Regions from separate parts of the Homo sapiens genome. Here region 1 is linked to region 2. The links are chromatin contacts, found by Hi-C or POLR2A ChIA-PET in ENCODE. All regions are on one chromosome and are shown on one strand. Each heading gives the region's core, a stretch centred on a gene start or an enhancer-like site at or near the end of the contact. The rest is flanking DNA. Distances are from core to core; before and after follow the strand shown. Region 1 overlaps SPATS2L (spermatogenesis associated serine rich 2 like). Region 2 holds the start of C2orf69 (chromosome 2 open reading frame 69).

Region 1 (4,544 bases), core at 281-2,780, 540 kb before region 2:
GTATGTATGTTTTCATTATTTACAACCTTCTTAGAGAGGGGCACTGCTACCTTACTTTAGGGAAACAAAGACTGTTCGAGACAAGCTGTTGGGGAGATATGGGGAGAATCTACAGATGTGGAGCCAGAAGCCCAAACTACAAATATATGGTTAAGCTACTCTGCTTGAGGACATGTTTTGAATTTTTATCCCTTACAGAAAGGGAAGAGAGAAGACAGAAAACTCAGCACGACGACATTCTTTGTGGGAGAGCTGAGAAGGATGTGAGAGGACCTGCCAGGACTCATTGGGGAAATAGTGAAAAGCAGATAGAGAGGAAAGAAAATGACGATGGCAAGAAGAAGCAATTAGGATTCCCTTCCCTGAATCAACTAGAAGGCTTTATAAATAGAGTCCCTGGGTTTAGAGAGCATGCCCAGCACACACTAAGGGAAATACTGCTGCATGTGACACAAGACTGGCATGTCCTCAGATGCCCAGTGGAGGGGAGAGGAGCAGACTGCAGGCAAAGCAGAGGTCCTGGAGGCTTGGGAATCCTCCCACTTGTGTGTGGGGTTGGTGGAATGGTGGTGTGTGCAAGGGCCTTTGCTAATTTCTTTATCAGCTACAAGACCATCGTAACACTTTTGTTGATCAAATTTGTTAACATAATTTTGTGCCCAGAGAATTTACAAGATGGACATTTGGGGTACAATACTTGTCCCCGGGTCTAACACATATTAAACAAAGCTGGGCATTTATATACAATGGTTAGTTCAGACCTTCTGGGCTAGCAACAGGAGGGAAGAGGGTTTACACAATAAATTGTTAATCTGCTTAATGCACACCCTTGAGGATGTGAAAGAGCCTGTGAAGTTGGCATCAAACCAGGCTTCCGTTTCTCTGGGTATTTCCATAGAAGATTGTCTGCAAGCATCGTAGTAATTCAAGCTCTGCTATCTATGGGTGGCTGCTTTCAAAACTCATGTGCACAAAGGCAAGTCAGTGATCTCTGCTGACTCAGGACCCAGCTTGGAGCTGATGAACTGATGCAAACCAAGATCAGGGGCCAGCCCAGGGCAGATAAACCCGGCCTGCCCTTGAGAATCTCAATGTGTAGACCTGAGAGTTCCTTGAGTTTTGCTTTCCAGGCAGTAGGCTTGTCAAGGGAAGAATAATGGTGGGAAGTGGATGTGGAGGAAGTAGTAAAGCCAGCCTGTCCTTTGGCAGGCTGTCAGACAGTGAGGAGCCAGCCTTACATCAAGCGAGTGCCAGACTAAAAGAAGGTCAGAGAGGAAAGACCATGCCTAAATCCTTCTAAATGCCCACAAAGCCTGGGGTGTCTGGGTGTGTCACATCCAGTTTTGGGAGTAATTTCATCGGTGCCATTTCCATGTTCTGTGGAATCTTCTTAGAGGTACCAGGACAGAGACAGACACGTATGGGTGGTCAAGTGTGGCTTGACAACTCTGCAGGCTGGATAGGACAGAGGGCACTTGGCAAAGCCCTGGTATGGAGTTACCAGATATGGAGGGAGGAGCGAGTCCCTTGGAGAGGAATGACATTAGGGAGTTGATGAGTCACAGAAGAATCAGAGACAGTATCATCAACCACATTCCTACTGTGGAAGCTGCAAGGTCACACACTTGCTTTCGAGGTACACCTCTGCAGACACATATCAGCCCTCAGTTGCCTCGAAATGTGAGCTGATCACTTTCTGAGTGCAGATGGTGGGCCAGGCACATTAGGTAGAGTGCCAGTGCCTTCCTGGAATGATCTCATCTAAGCTTCCTGACATCCCAGGAGGAGCAAGCCTGGCTTTCTCCTTGCCACAGGGGCTTGAAACAAGCCCTTCCCTCTACCTTGAAGACAACTCTTCTGCTTAACCTTGCTTCTCTTCATCTAATCAGCTCTGAGTCCTCCTTCAGGTCTTTGCTTAATCGTCACTTCCTTAGAGAGCTCTGACTAAGTTTTTAAAAACTTCTGTTCAATTTCATGATCTTAGACTTATTATGGGTTGCTCAATAAAAATTTCTTGATAGTGATGAATATAAGGGAAGACAACATATTCATTTTTCTGTGGCATAACAATAATGAAACTTACTAGTACATTGTGGTGCTTGCATATACATCACATTTATGCAAAACTTTTGGTCACTGACAGAATTTAATCATTGGAGACATAAGCTTATGAGTAAAGGTGTCATGATACTCACCAAACACACAAGGTTTGGCTGAGTCAAAACAGGCAGTTTGCAAACTATGGTGGTTTAATTACTGAAATTTGTTCTCCCACCACTGATCATCTGAAATGCTAAGTTCTGAATGTTTTTGCTTTTCAACAGTGATCCTGAGTACTTGACAGAAATACATAACTCTTTAATTGGCTTTCCACTGGCCACTAAAAGTTTTCTAAATGGTTGGGTAAAGCCCTCTGGAGGGCACCAGGCACGTCAAACGTGTTCTACATAAACAGAGTTCCCGTAAAATCCACGCGGACCTCACATGTTTCAGATGTGCCCTTTCTCCTTCTAAAAACACATCTTCTCATTTTAGCCAAACTGCCTGGATAGTAAAATTTTATTTTGTTGCCATAAAAAAGCTTTTATTATCAAAGCAATAAGGTGTAAGGAGGAGATTACCATGGCAAAGACTTTACAGTTTATTATATAGTTAATCACAGAGATAAAGTGTCATTTTATAAAAATGTTTCCACTGTCTTGATTCCTTTCTATAGAGCACTGATAATAACAATAATGAAAAGAATCAGAAAGCCTCGTTAGTAGTAATAGATTTATCATTTTCTCCCCTGTGAAAGGCTCTTTAAATTTGGAGATGGAGGCATTGAGTGACAAAATTGATTCATTTGGAAGCTTGGGTGAGTCATGTCAGGCCTAGTGTTCTTCAAATACAAAGATGCCACCATAGAGAGGCAGCCACAGGACCATCAATGTAGTTGATAAGCTGGAGAGCAGAACCTGCTGGTAGATACCGAGGAATGAAAGCAGAATTTCAAAGGGGAGGTGAAGAACTCAATCTGTAACAACAGCCAGAGTTAGATGTTAAAGATTTAAAACCAGGCCACATTCCATCTTCCATGCATTTGCCTCAGGGAGACTAGAGTGAGAGGAATTGCCGGGGACCATCTGATCCCAGACAATTTTGCTGCAGAACCTTCTTGTGGGGAAAGTACTTCAGCTGGAGCTTAACTCATCATTCGCCAAGCCAACAATTGCAGAATGGGAGCATGGGGAGGGAGGCAGGCCCAGCAGGAGGCGCATGCAGTAGAAAGAGAAGGTGGGAACTGCTGGAGAGAAAGGATGCTATGAATGCTAATGAATATTTCAGCCTTCCTGGCCTCTACCAAATAGCATAAAGCATGCCAAAGACTGATAAGCCCTACAGCCAGGCTTCCCTGCATAAAGAATTTCCATTTCTTTCACTAAAAAGAAAAGAGTGGTATAAAAACATCTCCCTCCACTGTGGGCTCTGCCGCTTCTTAATGCAAAGGAATAAGAACTGTGACCAACGGTTCTAACATCCCCTGAGAGGGATGTCAGCTGGGCTGATAGCCTAGTAGTGCCCACTGACCACCACGTGGGCCTTGAGCTGGCAAGCTACAGTTGCCCCGTACTAGCTAGCACTGAGCATCTGTGTCCCTTCCCTTAAATTTTGCCCACTAGTTGCAAGGCAGGAAAACTTCCTTTATACATTTAAGGCCTAATGTACTGTTCCCATGAGTACCATTTCTGGTCCAACTCCCCAAGTATTACCAGCAATTATTGGGCCCAGGGCAAAGCTAGTCAGGGGTTTCAGCTCACCAATTTCTCAATTGCAATTTCTCAATTTCTTTGTTGCAGCTGTCAACAAAGATGCTTCCCTGGCTTGACAGCCACAAATGCAGAAAGACCGTACGGTTCTTTATTCCCAGGGTCAGGAGGCCTGGCAGCCCTAACTGTAAAGGGCACTCACGTTCTTGCACACTGCCAATTCCCGGCTCTTCCTTGCTGTTCTGCTCCCCATCCTGTCCTCTCTCCTGCACCCTCTATGCTGGTTACTGGTGTCATCTCTCACCCAGTGTCCATGGCTCCTCTTCCTTCACTTCCCACATGGTTACATCCTTGGAAGTCTACCCCAGAAATGTCTGTCTGTCCCATGCACCTCTCCACTTCCACTGACTCTTATTTAACCCTGAGCACATTACCCAGTCCTTGGCTATTTGTTGTTGTTTATTGTTACACTGCTGGAATTCCCGGGTCTGTCACCTTCCACTCTGTATATATTTGCATTTAGGTTTTATAACAACCTGAATTCTTTTCAAAACTGAAAAATAATAATAGATTTTTTTTTTTTTAAATGCAGCACTGGTGACAAATTGGTCCTTCTAAAGATTTATTGGGTTTAACAGTGTTATTTGGTAAACATATAAAACCCTGCATACATGTCCACAGCATGTAGACTGGGGTTAGCACATAACCCTTTGAAAGGCTGCCTACTAATCACGCTCATCCGGGAAATAGAGTGGGGGTGCCTCAAGCATGAACCACACTCAACATACAAAGCAA
Region 2 (5,152 bases), core at 1,486-3,985:
TTGTAGTTGAAGTAGCTGAAACACAGAGAGATGTAACAATTGTCCAGGGACTTTATACCTAAAAAGTTCTAAATCAGGGTTCAAACCCAGGCAATCTGGCCTCAAACTGTATGTAAGACTTTTTAGACTTCCTCTGAAGACTTGTACTATATATCCTGGCTGGCACACTTTAAAAACACTTAGGAGGTGCTCAATAAATGTAATCATTATCATCATCATTATTTTAGGAATGCATGCAGTAATTGTTCCACAAAATTATTCTGGCAGTCATAGTCGGAAATGTCACATGTTATTTTCCCAATCTGAGCCACAAGGGCACCAAGTAAGTAAGTGGCTTTTTTTTCTCTTAAATCTAAGTAGTAGTTGTTTTTTTCTTTATTCTCTTTTTTTTTCTCCAGTTTTTATTAGCAGTCAACTAAACCAGTCAATTATTTTGAGGGCAAAAGAAAATAATACATATTATAAAAATATATATATATTTTATATATATTATATAGTATATTTTATATATAGTATAATATATATTTTATATAATATAATATATATTTTATATAATATATATTTTATATAATAGAATATATATTTTATATAATATATATTTTATATAATAGAATATATATTATATATAATATATGTTATTATATATAATATATATCATAATAGAATATATTATATATAATATATATTATAATAGAATATATATTATATATAATATATATTATAATAGAATATATATTATATAATAGAATATATATTCTATAGAATATATTTTATATAATATATATTATATATATTATAATATATATTATATATAATATATTATATATTATATATAATATATATAATTTTATATATAATATATATATAAAATAATATATATTATTTTCTTTTGCCCTCAAAATAACTGGTTTAGTTGACTGCTAATAAAAACTGGAAAAAAAAAGAGAATATCTATATCTATATCTATATATCTATATCTATATCTTAATCATTATCTGACTCAGAGCACAGTTTCTAAGTATGTCATTTTAAGGCACCAATTTTGAAAATAAACTAATGTAGTTTCATAGTATAAGAAACACATGTAGGCCGGGCGCGGTGGCTCACACCTATAATCCCAGCACTTTCAGAGGCCAAGGTGGGCAGATCACTTGAAGTCAGAAGTTCGAGACCAGCCTGTCCAACATGGTGGAACCCCATCTCTACTAAAAATACAAAAATTAGCTCAGTGTGGTAGCGCATGCCTGTAATCCCAGCTACTCGGGAGGCTGAGGCACGAGAATCACTTGAGCCCGGGAGGCGGAGGTTGCAGTGAGTCGAGACTGCGCCACTGCACTCCAGCCTGGGCAACTAAGCAAGACTCCGTCTCAAAAAAACAAAAAAGAGAAACATACCTAGCTATAGTCTAGCTTTACCTGTCTAGAACTTTCTATGATGATGGATTATTTTCTATGATAATGCTATATATCTGTGCTGTCCAATACAGCACACGCAAGCCATCTGTAGCTACTGAGCACTTGAAATGCAGCTAATATGAATAACTGGATTTTTAGTTTTATTTAATTTTAATTAATTCAGATAGCCATATATGGCTAATGGCTACCATATTAGATAATGCAACGTTAGATTAAGACCCAGTTTTCAGGGCAACATAACCACGGATATTTACCTGCAGCTATAAAATAATAAACATAACATGCAAAAGCAAAAGTACAAAAGAGGTGAGCATCAAAACATTGACATGCTTAATAATTATTGTCCCTTTTCTTCCACCCATCCCCACTCTTTTTTAGGGTTACTGGATGTCATACCTTTGTAATGTTTGTTTGGTTTTTAATTACTGCCACCGTTTTCTAAACACTACGTGCTAACTTAATTTGAAAGCCATCGCTCTGTCCCCTGCCCAACACACACACACGGTCCTCTGAGAAACCAAATTATAGAATAAATATACAAGATGCGTGTCACTCCCTGTCTCAAATTCCGCCTCTTGGAAACCTGGACCGACAGCTGGCTCTTTCGAGATCGTAGCCCTCGTCGGACACCTTCCCCATGGGGTTCTATGGACAAAGGGCGCCAAGGGCGTGGAAGGCACGGTTTTGGATTTCGTGGAGTAGAGGAAGAGCCACCCTCAGTGAATGTGTGGGTGTGTTCAGGCAAGGAAAGGAACCAGGCAGCAGCCACGAGGGAAGAATCAGTGACCGCGTACGTATACACGAGAGGAAGGAACAGATACCCAGGCAGGCCCCGAGTTACCTGCACATCCCCAGGGAAATAGAGGACGTGATGCTGGGGCGGCGGCTGCGGCTCCTCCTTCGCTGGGTCCCCGGGGAGGTCCTGCCGCTCCAGTCCCTCCCCGGCCGCCGCCAACAGGAGCAATTCGTTGCTGCGCTGCGGATCGGCTCCAGGCACGGTGGAAAGCTGCAGGCACTGACGGCGGCGCACCTCGGCCGAGAGGGAGCATCGCGCGCCGCCGCTGCCGCCCGGGTTCATGGTTCTGGCCTGAGAGCAGGACGAGGCGTTTCCGATTCCGAGCTGCGGCAGCAGGAGCAGCAACGGCGGCGACCGCAGGAGCCTGAACCCCCACATGGGTCGCCGCCGCGAGAGCGGTTCGGAGGTGGAGGGTGGCGGAGGGGTTCCTGAGGGAGGGACTTCAGCAGGCGGCTCAGCCGGCGGCTCAACGGTCGGCGGCCGCGGCCCGGCCGGGAGCCGGCGCTGAGGCGACGACGTCAGAGGCCGACGTCCGCGCGCAGCGTGCGTAAGGAAAGGAAGGGAGGGGTGTGGGCGAAATCGGTCTTGGGATCCCGGAGAAGACGGTGGGCGTGGCTTGAGGAAGGGCGTTTGTGATTGGTGGGTTCTGCCGCGGCCGGGAAGTTCGAACAGAAGTCTGGGGAAGAGCCGGCGAAGAGCAAAGAGATAATACAGTACTCCCAGCTATAGCAAGCGGCAGTTATGGAGCATGCGCAGCAGCAGGGGCGGCCGCAGGTCGCCGTTCAATAATACGTAATGTATAGACTTTTGAGTATACGAAGCTCCCTGTTTCTCTAGGTTCACCTGAGATTTATCTGGTCTTTCAGGGCTTAAAAGGGAGACATTCCCAAAGAAGATTCCGTGGGAAGTCTCCTACAAGCCCCGAAGGAAGGGAATCTCTCTCCTCATACCTTGAGTTTCCTGAGTACAATTATTATAGATATACGAAGATCTCTGTGCTCATGGAGAATTTGTGGTTAGATATGAAGCTAATTCATCTCTGTTTGGGAACAGGGTACATGATCTAGGACAGGAAAAAAACGGGGCGAGGCAGTACGCTTTACTTGGTGTTTTGCTATTTGGAGGTTTTCAAAAACTAAACAGTGTAGGAAAGTCATGTGTGTCCAGCAACTATCTGTGGCCAGTTGAGTAGGAATAAGATTTGGCGAAATGTATGCTCAGGCCTGTACTCCCAGCACTGTGGGAGGCCGAGGCGGAGGATCACTTGAGTCCAGCAGTTTGAAACCAGCCTGGGCAACATAGGGAGGCCTTGTCTCTACTAAATTTTTTTTTTTAATTAGCCGGGCGTGGTGGTGCATGCCTATAGTCCAAGCTACTGGGAGGGCTGAGATGGGAGATTGGATCGCTTGAGCCCAGGAGTTGTATGCTGCAATGAGTTGTGATCCCACCACTGCACTCCAGCCTGGGCAACAGAAGCAGACCCTGTCTCAAAAAATAAACCAAAAACAAACAAAACAGGGAAATGTGTGCGAGCGAGGATGAGATCCAAGTACTTGTGAGACAAAGCACTGTAAAGAGAATAATTAATGAAAATTACAAAAAACTACAGCCAACATTTGTTGAGGGTTTACTATAGGCCAGAAATCTAAGCACTTTATATATAATTGTTCGGAGTTTATATATGTGTATTTAAGCACACATACTGTTTTCTTTGGTCTACATATGCAAATAATAACAAATGGCTTGGAGTAGGAACATAAATGAGCAAATGATAAAATATGATTTATATATATGTATAGACTTGGTGACTTAGTATGCTAACCTACTCTGGTCTAAATTGTTGCATTCCATCTGACATCAAAATATTGTTATCAATCAAAAATTATTCAATTAATTACTAAGGAAATCTGCCGCTTTCTAAAATAACTGGTTAAAAACAAGTAGAGGTTAGTTATACAATAATTAGTATATAATGACATTTAGGCAACCTGACGTCACTCTGTTTTGCCAATTGCAAACATGTTACTTTCCATTGTTAGATAGAGGATTGCTGAAATGTTATCTAAAAGTCCAAACATGTACATGAATTGCAAATGCAGCTTTTGATTTGTGGTCTTGTTTTTAGCTTGACCTTATAATGAAATCTATTTTTATTTTTAAGTTTATTTTTTTAAGACAAGATCTTGCTTTGTCACCCAGGCTGGAGTGCAGTGGCACAATCTCGGCTCACTGCAATCTCTGCCCCCCAGATTCAAGCGATTCACTTGCCTCAGCCTCCCTAGTAGCTGAGATCACAGGCATGTGCCACCACGCCCGGCTAATTTTTGTATTTTTTTAATAGAGACAGGGTTTCTCCATGTTGACCATGCTGGTTGCGAACTCCTTACTTCAGGTGATCTACCCGCCTCGGCCTCCCAAAGTGCTGGGATTACAGGCAGGAGCCACCATGCCCTGCCTTAATGAAATCTATTCTTATTGAAGAGAGTGGAGAATGTGTTTTATAAGGAAAATTGTAGCAAATATTAAATGCCACAAAGTTGTCTCAGTATCGCTAAGATAATTAAGGTCTTTGAGAAATACAAGTAAGAATTTAAAGAGTAGAGTAAAGAAACAGACTAAAGTAAGCACAAATGTTTCCTTACAGTCAAGGGATTTGTACAGCCCTGTAGGAGACACCTCCAGAGAAAGTAACAGCTCTCAATTGATTAGCTGAGGTATGTATGTCATTTATGGCAAGTCATTGCCGTTGCAATTCCTTCTCACAGGTCCCCTTGATATTACTGTAATACCTGTTTTCTGTCTCCATCCCCTCTGTCTTCTAGGAGACCGATTTTGTAAATCACTACTTTTCTAACAACACTGGCACAGATGGCCAAGCATTCTCCCTTTTCTCAGAGCTGGTTTTCCATCCCGGAAAGAGGTCTTACATATACAAAGTTAC

Evidence for each region. Hi-C counts contacts between places; a loop is a spot of excess contacts on that map. ChIA-PET counts read pairs that join two places held with the same protein, here RNA polymerase II (POLR2A). Pooled maps may share reads with other maps.
Region 1: a loop to region 2 is called in a pooled map, with 9 times the contacts of the local background. The contact joins the enhancer-like site here to the promoter of C2orf69 in region 2. A Hi-C loop is called at or near these places in 8 of 50 pooled maps. POLR2A ChIA-PET finds 5 or more read pairs at or near these places in 2 of 52 experiments (CD4-positive, alpha-beta T cell and Caco-2).

The regions. Positions count from the first base shown.
Region 1 is chr2:200,452,682-200,457,225 of GRCh38, reverse strand. All of the region lies in intron 8 of SPATS2L (spermatogenesis associated serine rich 2 like), which reads right to left. All of the region lies in intron 2 of LOC101927741 (a long non-coding RNA gene), which reads left to right. Among named protein-coding and RNA genes, the nearest start is that of KCTD18, 55 kb to the left of the region's middle. Within about 2 kb of position 1,530, at least 4 of the 41 ENCODE cell types and tissues checked have a DNase peak (open chromatin) inside an H3K27ac peak, as active enhancers do.
Region 2 is chr2:199,908,876-199,914,027 of GRCh38, reverse strand. It overlaps C2orf69 (chromosome 2 open reading frame 69), which reads right to left and starts at 2,735. Exons shown (of 2, transcript NM_153689.6): 1 at 2,257-2,735. The coding sequence starts at 2,589. LOC101927687 (a long non-coding RNA gene) reads left to right here and starts at 2,882. Exons shown (of 4, transcript XR_923766.4): 1 at 2,882-3,003; 2 at 4,856-4,925. RefSeq lists an enhancer at 2,414-2,603.